Linked DNA regions of Homo sapiens: region 2 is linked to region 1. The links are chromatin contacts, found by Hi-C or POLR2A ChIA-PET in ENCODE. All regions are on one chromosome and are shown on one strand. Each heading gives the region's core, a stretch centred on a gene start or an enhancer-like site at or near the end of the contact. The rest is flanking DNA. Distances are from core to core; before and after follow the strand shown.

Region 1 (6,103 bases), core at 2,927-5,426:
TTTTATTTTTGGTGAGCAGTCTTCAGAATTTTATTTTTGGCTTGCAGTCTTTAGGAATTAAAAAGGAATACAATTCAGAAGATTGCAGGGCAGGAAGAGAGGTTCTGTCCCTCTTTGTTTTACTGAGGATGAGATATGGTGGAATGCATTTATGTGACAAAAGGAAGAATTTTAACTAACAATTAGAATAAAATTGCTGAGAATATAATAAAATAAAACTGTTTTCTGGTTAGTTGTTTTGTTGCCACTTTGGAGAGAAAACTCAGAGGTCTGGCTCCTAGCATTTGTTTCTGTTTCTGTCTCTGGTAGAATGGGGTGAAAGAGACTGGAACAGGTTTTTAAATGATGTTATCACTTCTGGGGACTTTGTCTAAATTTTATTTCTTTTATTTTTTAGCAGGAGGGCTATCTTTATGAAAGAAATAGAAGCATTTTGACTTCTTCAGATCATTTTCCTCTGAAACTGGGTTCTTTGAAGCAGGGCACCCAAAGATGCCATAATATAAGAATTTGCCAAAGGAAAGCCTTGCTCGAAGCATTCAGGGCAAGCCCTCTTTCTTTTCACATCCAGTTACAAATGGCATCTGGGTCAAACTAGTAGAGTATCATAAATAGACTTTAGGACTAAACTTAAAGAGGAAGAATTCTTTTGTTGATATCCCTGGTTGAGATTAATGATATTTTCGGTTCCAACCAGAAAGGAAAAAAAGGGTTACAGGTTAGATAAAAGGCTAATTGGAAATATTGTATAGAACATAAAAAAATGCAAAATAATTTAGGAATATTTACCCAAGGGTAAGATTGCCATAAAAAGCAGAGTGAATGGGGAGAGATATGAGGCAGTTTCATTTATTTTATGAAATTCATATATTCATTTATGGAAATAAGAGATTAGAGTATGAGTCACATAAGAACATGTCACTCCCTGTTTGAAAGCTTTTGATGACTTTCCATTAGCTGTTGAACAAAGTAAACTTCTTGGTATAGACTTTAAGGCCCTCTATTATCTGGCTCCGACCTACTTCCCCAGGCTGATATTTTAGTATCCTTTCTCCTCCCCTGCTCGTGAACCTTATGCTCCAGTCTTTGGAACTAATTGCTACTCCTAGAGAGCCCGTCACTCAGAATTGCTGACACTGCTTACTCCACTGGAAATGTCCTTCCCACCTTCTCTATCCTTTGACATTTAATCCATCTTTGAGAGCCCATCTTAGATTCTCACCAGTTTCCCCAGGAGGAGTGAATCTGATGCATCTCTAAAGTCCCGTAGCTTATATCGCTATTGTAGTTCTTTTCTCTTTTTGTTTTATATTACTTATGTATGTGGTTTTCTCCTTCACTATACTCTCTGTATCATCTTCACATTCTATTTCTAACAGTGTCTAGAACATGGATTTCCAACTCTAGTTGTTTACTCATTGACTATTGTACTTCCCATATTTATTTTTAAACTGAAGATTGATTGGGTTATGTTAACATTTCAACATGTTATAGATTTAATTTCTAGCTTAACATAGCTAAACCAAATTTATTAGTTTCTCCCAAGTGCTCTGTTTATATAAATGTTCTCAATATTTTGAAAAATCACTTAATTTTCTAATTTGAGAATTACATTTGACTCAACCATTTAATTAAATTAATTAATTAATTAATTAATTGAGACAGAGTCTCACTCTGTGCACAGGTTGGAGTGCAGTGGCACAATCTAAGCTTACGGCAACCTCTGCTTCCCAGGCTCAACCAATTCTTGTGCCTCAGCCTCCTGAGTAGCTAGGATTACAGGTGTGTGCCACCATGCCTGGCTAATTTTTTGTATTTTTAGTAGAGACGGGATTTCGCCATGTTGGCCAGCCTGGTCTCGAACTCCTGGCCTCAAGTAATCTGCCCACCTCAGCCTCCCCAACTGCTGAGATTGTAGGCATGAGCCACCGTGCGCGGCCTCATTTAATTCACTTTTGAAAAACAAAGTATAGTATGACATCACATTCTACTGAATATTCTTTGGGATATTTCTTATAACCTTTGCTGCTTTCTGCCCCTATTTGCTTTGCTTTAGTTCAGGCACTAGTCCCTTCATAGTTAGCTAATTTCCGGAGTACTTTGGTGAATAACTCTTCCAACCCCAAACCTTTCTAGAGACCACGGTCATAAAACTCTTAAGTCATGAATATTAAAATCTCCTGGGCTCCAAATTTGCTGCCACATAAAAACTAAAATTCTCTGCCTTGTGCTGGTCCTGCAGTAACTATGGAAACATAGTGATTAAGAATACAACTCTAGAATCTGGCAAAGCTAGATTTGTTCCCACACTTCCTAGGTTTGTAAAGTGGGGTGTTTCAGAGCTTCCCAAGTCTGTTTCTTCCTCCGTAAATGGAAGATAATAATTGTATTTACCTCATAAAGTTGTCTTGGAATTGACATGAGATGATGCCTCTAAAGTGTTTAGCAGTTTGCATGGTAAGAGCAAAAATTGGACAAAATATTAGCAACACTCGTTGCATTTTCTGTGACTCTCCAGGATGCTTGCTCAGCTCTGGTCAGTGGAGCCTATTCACTGTGAAGCAGGGTCAAGAATGGTAGCACAACATTCCTGGCAGGTATCCTAATGGGTACTGAGCCAACCCCATGTATTGGGTAGGAATCTATTGTTAGCACAAGAAAAGGAAGCTTGGGATGGCTAAAGTGAGGTAGACAATTGGTGAAAGACACTGAAGCAAATATCTAGTGTTTGACTTGAGTGGTTTGAGTTCTGTAAACCAGGCAGAGGCTCATTCTATTGTGTCAGGTGTGGCAACATTCTCTATGGAAGCTAAATTGTTTTTTGGGATTCATTGATTTAGGCAGTGTCTAGATGTGAAGAGACAAGACAGGAGATGTCTCTTACCTATCTAGATGTAGTGCTTTTTTACTCCTGGGGTTTGGAGGTATGGGATGTTCTGTGTGCTCCTATGATGCTCCACACTGACTTGATGCCCACTGGAGTTGTGTGGAGATGCTGAGCACATCCCCGGAATGGGCTGGGAGATGATATGAAGGCTTCGCATAAGTGACCCTGACATCTGAAGCAGGCTCTTCTGCATAATCAGTGATGCTTATAGGCAGAAACTAGATACCTGTAACTAGATATCTGTGGGCCATTGGATGTCAGGAAAGGTTATTAGCATATTCTGAAGCACCTGTTCTGGCCATTTCTTACTGGCTTGAAAGTCATTGCCCTGTCCAACAAGGCTACGTTGTATACCTTGCAATTTGTTTCAGTTTAGAGCACAGGCATTTGTTTATGTAGTTAGAATTTTAAACACTGATGGAATAGTTTCTAATTTGTGCCTGAGAGTTTACACATAATCTGCGAGCATACAAAAATTTGCAATTCTATGTGGATGATGGTTTAAACATCAGCAGGGAAAAGTAATATGCTTTTATTGTATATTTTAGAATGCTGATTGAATTGGCTTCTCACTGTATTTGTCAAGGCTGGAACAGACGATGGCACTGCAGAATCTTATGTGCACAGAAGAAATCTACAGACATTCAATGAGGGGAGGATTTCGTTCCATCAGATGGGCTTCCTGACATAATTGCAAAGGTAGCATGGAATAGAGAAAAGAACATTGGAGTGGTTCCAGAATTCTAGGTGGTTTCAGATTTTTTACTAATTACTCAGGTGGCTTTGGGCAAGCCACTTAGCTTCATAGACTTCTGTTTCCTCATCTGTAAAATGAAGTGAGGAGACTTCTTGTTAAGTTTGGCAGATTAAACACTTGGGTTTATCTACATGTTCTCTCCAAACACCACTAAACTTTGCAGTAAGGAAATAAAAAGACATTAAAAACAATGATAAAGAGAGCAGGACAATAACAATAACAGCAATAACATTTTTAAAGCAAGAGAGAGGTGAACCAGTGGTAACTCAGCCCTGAGGAAACAGAGCCTCCATGGGAGTGGGGGAGGCCCAGAAGCAAAAGTGGTCTTACTAGAGTCCCAGAAAGACTCAGTAATGGAAACCTAGGAACTTCCAAAAGTGGGGACAAATTAGGGTCAGAAACAGGGAAATAGGCTGAAGATACGGATAAAAAAGCAAATTCATCAGAGAACTCCTCCCCAACCCTGCCCCTTATCTCTGAAGCTTTAGCTGGGAAAGCCGGGCTGACTCACTTCTGGTGAATGTGGTCTGCTCTCCTCCTGTAGGCAAAGCCCAGGCTCTTACATTGTGGCTGGGCAGGGTTCCAAGAGGGCTAGTCGAGGCATGCAAAGACTTTTGAGGCCTAGGCTTGGAACTGACACAGTGTCTCTTCTATGCATTCAGTTGGGCAAAGCAAGTCACAAGTGTAGCTCAGATTCAAGAGCTGGGGAGGGATAGGGTCTACCTCTTGATGGACAGGGCTGCAAAGTCACATTGCAAAGGAACGTGGCTACAGGGAAAGAAAGAGTTGTGGCCAGTTTTGGAAACAAGCTTAAGGCACAATAAGGATGAGATTCCTGAAAAATTCAGTTTTCAAACTTGCACACAAAAAGTAAGGCCATGTGCAAAAAAAGATTGAGGTAGAAAATTCACAACTTATGCAAAGCACTAGTAAAGACAATAATTGATACTCAGGAAATTAACTTGTACTATTGAGGCAGGCTGCGTGTGGCTGGGGCCTGTTACAATTGTTGTGAAGTCAGAGGAATAATTGAGAGAGAATGTTAGTAACACATACACAAGAGCAGAGCTGGTAGGAACTCCGACAATGCAGTAGAAGTGGCCTTCTCAGTCAGTGTGGCTGCCCTGAAGGTGCCACAGAGACAATACCACCTGCCAGGAGTCAAGAGTCCCACAGGTGTGGGGTGTAGCCGCTTCGAGGGTGAAGCCCAGGTTTAAGTACTTGTTTTTAATTTTCAAACCACAGGCAAACGGTTTCTATTGCCAGAGCAGCAACCATTAAAAACTTTTTCCTTTCCTACCGAAGGTTATACTTCTGCTCCACATCCTGTTTTCTTGAGCAGAGGAAGTATTGCATATAAATTAATTCTGCATTATACTGACATAATTTTTCTATTTACCAACTGCGTAGGAGCTAATTTGTATTATAAAACCACATCTGTTGTAAAATAGACTCCACAGAGGAATTATGTAAAAGTCTACATAGTGCATAGAGAGGTCCTCAGCCTCCTTTCCCAACCTGCCTTCAAGAACATGCTGGCAGCCAGGCTTTTATCCCTTAGGCAAGAGGGTGGATGAGCCTAATTGGAAAGGCATACAGATATCAACTTTAGGGATCCCTCAATCAAAAGCCCAGCCAAATCATCCTACAGAGCAGCCTGTCTCCTTAAGGCACAGAGCTTCCAGTCAGCTTTTTATTGCCTTGCTTTTAAAGGTTAAGGGACAGCCAGGGACATCAGCTATTTGACAAAAGCTTCTAATTTGAAAGACACAATCAACAGAAACAATGGGAACAAAAGGAACAGAAAGGAGGTAGGGACAATGTAAGGAATAGAAACAAAGAAAAAGCTAACAAAGGCAAAACTATAAATAATATCCTCTGAGTATAAAAGATGATATTGCATACATAAAATAAGAAGAGAATGTTATAAAAAAGAAATATTCAGAGAACAAAAAGAGCTCTTAGAGCTTAAAAAGAATATTGCACAAATGAAAATTTTAATAGAATTGTTGGAAGATAAAGTTGAGGAAATATCCCAGAAAGTATACCAAAATGACAGACACACACAAAAAGGATTTTTTTAAAAAAAAATTCGAGGATGAATCCAACAGGTACAATATCCAACTACTAGAAGTTACAGAAAGGAAAAAAAAAAGCAGAGGGAAGGATATTACAAAATAAATGAATTAAGAAAATTGCCCAGAACTGAGAGGCAAACCTATAGCTCGAACTGGTTAACTCACAAATAGGTGAAAGGACACACATCACACCTTACATCATTGCGAGAGTTTAGAACGCTGGCAGAGAGAGAAGGTCCTAAAAGCTTTAACTGGAAAAAAACTCCCAATAATCACAACCATAAAAATGAGAACCCAAGTATCATTAGTCTTGTCAATAGCAAAATGGGAAATTCAGAGGGAAAATGATATCCAGACTAGAGTTTTATACCCAGCCAATCT
Region 2 (5,678 bases), core at 336-2,835, 750 kb after region 1:
CACAGGATTGACAGTTTTGATCCCCACTGTGGACTCTTCCCAGGAGCCAGTTCCTACCTTAGGCATTAATGGATCACATATTGTCGCACACGCTCCACCACCCCCATCTCTAGCCGATCTTTTGCTTCTCTCAACCAGCAAAGATTCTCTTGAGCTTGTTTTTCTATTGATTGTATTGCAGAAAACAATAAATAGGCTTTCTATTGTATTTACTATAATTTTTAAAAATTACATATTATCCCATTTGATAGTGTGCATTCTTCACTATTTGAGACTCACTGGCTCAGAGATTTTAGACTGACTTCAGAGATACGATTCTTTCATTCCATAGAAGACCCAAGGACCAAGTTTGTTTAAGAAGACTGTTTCCGTCTCAGGTTCAGCATCAAAGGATCTGAACCTTCAGGATGGAAGGCAAACCCATATGCAGCTTTCTCTGATCAAAATAATGTTTCCTGCAATCACCAGCCATCACGAAGGCATGACAAAGCCTAAAAGAATCAACATGAACCGGAAGTTTCTATCTGAATCATCCACTTGGCATTATGTTTCAGAAAATGCTAAAGGATTGTTTTTAAAGTGATATTTGATAGTGATATGATAGGCATGATTTTGTTTCTTCCTTCAATAATATGCTCCAAGAAAATATCTAATGTTTATGTAATAGAAGTATTTAAATTTTGTATAAGCATGAGCAAGCATGGCTAAATATTACTCAACAAGAATTTTTAAACACATACCATGTGCCATGCACCATTCAGAAGGGTGGAAGGTCTTACCTTCATGTAGACACAGTCTTGTAGAAAAACTTAACTGAGGAAAATTGTAATAAACCAAGAAGAATCCTTGTTGACAATATTTTAGATGCAAAATCAAAGCTGTGGGGTTATAAGAATCTGAGATTTTATTGGAAATAGATAAAAGTTTTTCTGAATTAGCTTCATTTGGATTAAAATCCTATTAGAGATTTAGTGGCTGGCAAAGTATTTCTGGGCCTTAATTTCATCATTGTTAAAATAAGAGGTTAGATGAAGTATCAGCTTCCTTCCAGTTCTACTATTCTAGGTCTATTATTATATATTTTCAAAATTTATAAAACAAAGTACATTATTTGACAATAAATTTTGTTGTTTCTCTAAAAAGTGCACATATATATACATATATATGTGTATATATGTATATATATTGTATATGTGTGTATATATATGTGTATATATATATATATATGTGCACTTTTTAGAGAAATAACACAATTTATTGTCTCCATATACAATATAAGAAGCACCTTGTATACGATAGTATCTTTTAGTTGGTGGTATCCTAATTGTCGTGATGACATGTTGTCTTTATTCCTCTTATAAGGATGTTGAGGAAGGTCAGTACAGTTGTCAACAATAAACACATGTTGAATATCCACCATGTATATAGCATTGAAATCAATACAGGTTTAGAAGATGGTATTAAGGAGAGCAAATGGTGTCCCTGTGTCTGAGACCCAGCAATTCTGTTGCTCTTGCATAGAAGAGCAAGGTTGGACCTGAGTTGGGCTCTGCCTGACCAGTGAAGGAAGACGAGGGAGACTCCACCCTCTGACCTTATCCGCTGCCTTCAACCTCTGAGAACGGTTATTCCCAGTCCTATTGTTTGGTACTTCCTGATCCTGCTTGCTCCCTCTGACTCACCAAACATGAAATCATAGCTAAGAAAGCTTCAAAGAGACCCTGGATAGCCCTAGACACACACTGTTTAAATGATAAAATGGTGTCAACCATTAACACTATAAACAAAATCATGTGTTTATCATGACAGCTGCACTGTGTAAAGACCTGCCCCTCAAATAAAGCCTGAGTCCTTTAAGCTGCTTCCCAAGGTCTTCTCAATCTAGACCCACACATTTCTTCAATGTGTACAAACTTAATGCTCTAATAATTAATTCCTCATAGTTATCATTCTGTGGCATGCTTATTCTTAACTGTTTTCTTTACACCTACAGTTGCATATGCCCATATGCCTTTATTTTTCTACTCCACCTGACAAAGCCTTCTTCTGTGAAGCCTAGCTAAAGTGTCAACTTATCTGTAAAGCCTCTCCCGATAACTTTGGATAAGTTAGTCATGTCCTCTCTCTTACTAGGTGTTCGTATTTCCACCATAGTTATTGTGATTCTCTGCTGACATGTTTCTCTTTATCACCAGATTTCAAGCTCTTTAAGGGAAAAGGCTGTGTTTTATTTATCTCTGGATCCCTAGAATTTTATGGTTCCTGAGGGTCAAAGTTTGTTTAATAAATGAATGTATTCTGACTTCTTCCTCAAAGCAGAGAAGCCTTTAGTATGGGCATGTATTAGTCTGTTCTCATGCTGCTAATAAAGACATACCCGAGACTCAGTAATTTATAAAAGAAAGAGGTTTAATTGACTCACAGTTTAGCATGGGGAGGCCTCAAGAAACTTACAATCATGGCAGAAGAGGAAGCAAACATGTCCTTCTTAACATGGTGGCAGCAAGGAGAAGTGCAGAGCAAAAGTAGGGGGGTTGAGGGGGTGGGGGAGTGGGGAAGCCCCTTATAAAACCTGCAGATCCTGTAAGAACTCACTCACTATCACAAGAACAGCATGGAGGTAACCAACCCCATGATTCAGTTATCTCCCACCAGGTCCCTCCACAATTATGGGGACTACAGTTCAAGAGAGATTTGGGGTGAGGACATAGCCAAATCGTATCAAGGCACATGTAATTGAGTGGAAGGTGAAGAAAATAACAGGGGTTAGGGAGGGCAGTGAGCCTGAGCAGTCACCTTGAGCCAAACTGGAGTGGTGTAGAGGGCCCCTAAAACTGCAGCCAGACAGAGAGAGAGGCCAGGAAGCAAATCCCAACTCACTGTTCTTTCCATTTGTTCATAAAAATTGAATAATATGGAAGGAGTCCAAGTTGATATCTTTACATAATGTGTTTTGTTTCTCCAATAAACATTGGAGGAAGATTGGGCATGATAGAATAATCAAATAAGCTGAGGAGTTGCCCAGGCCCACTTCTGAGGAGATAAGTTTTTAATCCTTTAATAGACCACAAATGAAATTAAAAATTAAAAAATAAATCCAAACAAAAATTGAAGTCTTCTTCATCTACCTAGCTGGTTCCAAAGTTAGAAAAGATGTACAGGAGAACAGCTAGAATAATTCATTCATCTTTTCAGGCTTTTACTGAACTTCATAGGAAAAAGTGAGGAGGAAGAGAAAGTGTATTATTTAAAATGATTAACATTAGTTGCTGTAACAAACATCCCTTACATTTCAATGGCTTGACACAGTAAGTCTGATTTCTCCCTTCATACCAAGAACTACAAGTCAATATCCAACCAGCAGCACATGACTGATGATAGGGAAAGGTTTAGTGTACAAGCCTGGAAATGGTGCACATCAATTCCTTCACATCCCACTGTCCAGAAAGCAACAAAAAGCCTCCCTCTTTCATCGAGGGGCTGCTTACTGTGGTTTAGCTATTTCTAAGAAGAGAAGAAACCAGCATTCTATCACAGAATGGAAGTAAAAAGAAAGATAAAAGGCAAAGGAAAAATAAAATAAAGGGAGAAATTTTGAAAAACATTTAGGAAAAAATTGTACTCTCTGGCTTCTCTTATATAGAACACCCCTTACCATAGATTATCATACAGCTGAAGAATAGAAGACATATATGAGACATCTATACATATACACATGTACATATATGCCCCATTCAGCTGTGTAACTGTGTGTGTGTGTGTGTGTGTGTGTGTGTGTGTGTGTAGGTGTGGGAGAGATGAGGTCCAGGGTGTAAAATAATGAAAAAAGATATTTAAAAGTATATATTAAAATCTATTTCTACTAACTATGTACTTTCCTTCTAGCAAACTTGGTTTCTTGTAATACTCAAGTCTTTGAGACTTGCACTGTGTACACCACCTCACAGAGATCATTTTCTTTCATGGTTCTTTAGTTTGGGCATGTGTTGTTTCTTTTGCCTACTCCAGTTAGAAACAATATAGTGATTAATTGTGATCTGTTTTCACCCCACAACTTTCTTCTCTTTAACCTTCAGCCAACTGCTACTATTTGTTCAAGATCTAAGCAAGTTTTCTCAGGAATATGTATTATTTCTTAGCTTTTCTTGATGGTGTTCATTTAGTTCCTAGGCTTGTTTTGCTTTCAGAACTGTGAGTCGCCTGAAGACCAGCTCTTCTTGTAGGCCCAGTGCCTCACAGAACTCCAGGCATATAAGAGTTAGGATGACCATATGAATTCTTGACAAAACCAAGATGTTTTTGAGTGAAAGGGTGAAGTTGTAATTATATTATGCAAGATAGCAGGAGTAAACCAGGGCTATCCCTGAAAAACATGGACATATGGGCTCTATAAATATGTGTTGATGAGAATACAAGCTCTGTTCTGGAATCCAAACTCTATTCATCTCACATCACTTTATCCTATATCCTCATCACTTAAAACTGTGCATGGCACATAGTGAGTGTGCGTTAGAAAGGTGCTGAGTAGATGAAGAACTGGGAGAACACAAAATATGTAGCAGTTCTACAAGGTTCTAGTCTCCCTCAAGGAGAAAGCCTTGAACAGAACAATTTCCTCAGCTCTCTTCTCACTTTTCTACTTGATATGTTCCTTCAGCAGCTTTGCCTAGCACAGTGGACTGCCCTCTGTCCCCCATCCAGCTGCCTTCCCATAACCATGCTAGGACACAAAGCTTCCCCTCCGAAGCAATGAGATGCATAAATTCATGATCCTTAAAATACAATCTGCTACAGATACCAGCTACATTGGTTAAGGGTTTTTTTTAAAAGTGATTCAGGTATTGTCATTACAGCTTCAAGACCCATACCAGAGAGCAGTTTTTAAAACCTGATTTATCTCCTTTTGTAGGCTCGGTCACAGAGTTAAGTAGCAGCAACAGTGGGAGGCAGGACACTTCTCTTTGCTCCGTTTTGACTGCTGTCACCCAGAAGCTGATGCTGCTAGAGGGGATTGAGGAGGTGGGGGAGGTTTGGGGCCATTACAATCAGAGGAAGAAGGGGAGGAGCTGACTGAGTAGGGAAGGACTGTGTTTAATGTGATTGAGTAATCATCACCCAAAATAGCTGACTGTCAGAAAGGAGAGTGTGTGTTTGAGGGAGCAGGTGAAGGTGAAGGTGAGCTATCTTAGAGTCTGCTGGAAGTATTGCGGAGGAATTTGGGGAATTAACTCTAAAATCATGAAATGGATTATTTCTGAAGTCAAGGTCAGTAGTATCCCAGAAACCGAGGCTTCTGGCCCAAGCAGGAAACCCCTCCTGAGAAGTGCACATCCTCCTCTTTCTGGGCAGGCCATGATGCGGAAGTACAGTCTTCCATATCCTAATTAGCGCTCCTGGTTTGACAAGGGTGGCTCCCTCCCTAAAGTTTCCTTTCTCTGCTGTTTTACAGAGGATTTCACGGGAAAGGACCACAAACTCTGCTCCTTTTAAATTTCGTTGAAGAATGTCAGCAAATTACAATTGTTCAAAATCAAAATTTCATAAACTTGGCTGCAGAATATTTATGATGCAAAAACAATCGCAAAAGGCTTTGCTGCAAAGCTTTATTGACACAGCCTTCCTGTCCCCACATCTTGCTTCCTCTCAGGAAAGTGGGACGTGTTGGATGATTTCCCAGC

What was found. A loop is a pair of places that touch in the nucleus more often than their neighbours do. ChIA-PET counts read pairs that join two places held with the same protein, here RNA polymerase II (POLR2A). Pooled maps may share reads with other maps.
Region 2: a loop to region 1 is called in a map of endothelial cell of umbilical vein, with 7 times the contacts of the local background. The contact joins two enhancer-like sites. A Hi-C loop is called at or near these places in 2 of 168 maps with a recorded cell type or tissue (PC-9 and endothelial cell of umbilical vein) and 2 of 50 pooled maps. POLR2A ChIA-PET finds 5 or more read pairs at or near these places in 1 of 52 experiments (PC-9).

The regions. Positions count from the first base shown.
Region 1 is chr5:57,490,640-57,496,742 of GRCh38, forward strand. It overlaps RMEL3 (enriched in melanoma 3), which reads left to right. Exons shown (of 4, transcript NR_186596.1): 2 at 3,436-3,586. Among named protein-coding and RNA genes, the nearest start is that of ACTBL2, 11 kb to the left of the region's middle. RefSeq lists enhancers at 3,655-4,854, 4,253-4,312. Within about 2 kb of position 4,177, at least 11 of the 41 ENCODE cell types and tissues checked have a DNase peak (open chromatin) inside an H3K27ac peak, as active enhancers do; they include PC-9 and endothelial cell of umbilical vein, where a contact is called at or near this core.
Region 2 is chr5:58,239,963-58,245,640 of GRCh38, forward strand. No RefSeq gene overlaps it. Among named protein-coding and RNA genes, the nearest start is that of LINC02101, 120 kb to the left of the region's middle. Within about 2 kb of position 1,586, at least 6 of the 41 ENCODE cell types and tissues checked have a DNase peak (open chromatin) inside an H3K27ac peak, as active enhancers do; they include PC-9 and endothelial cell of umbilical vein, where a contact is called at or near this core.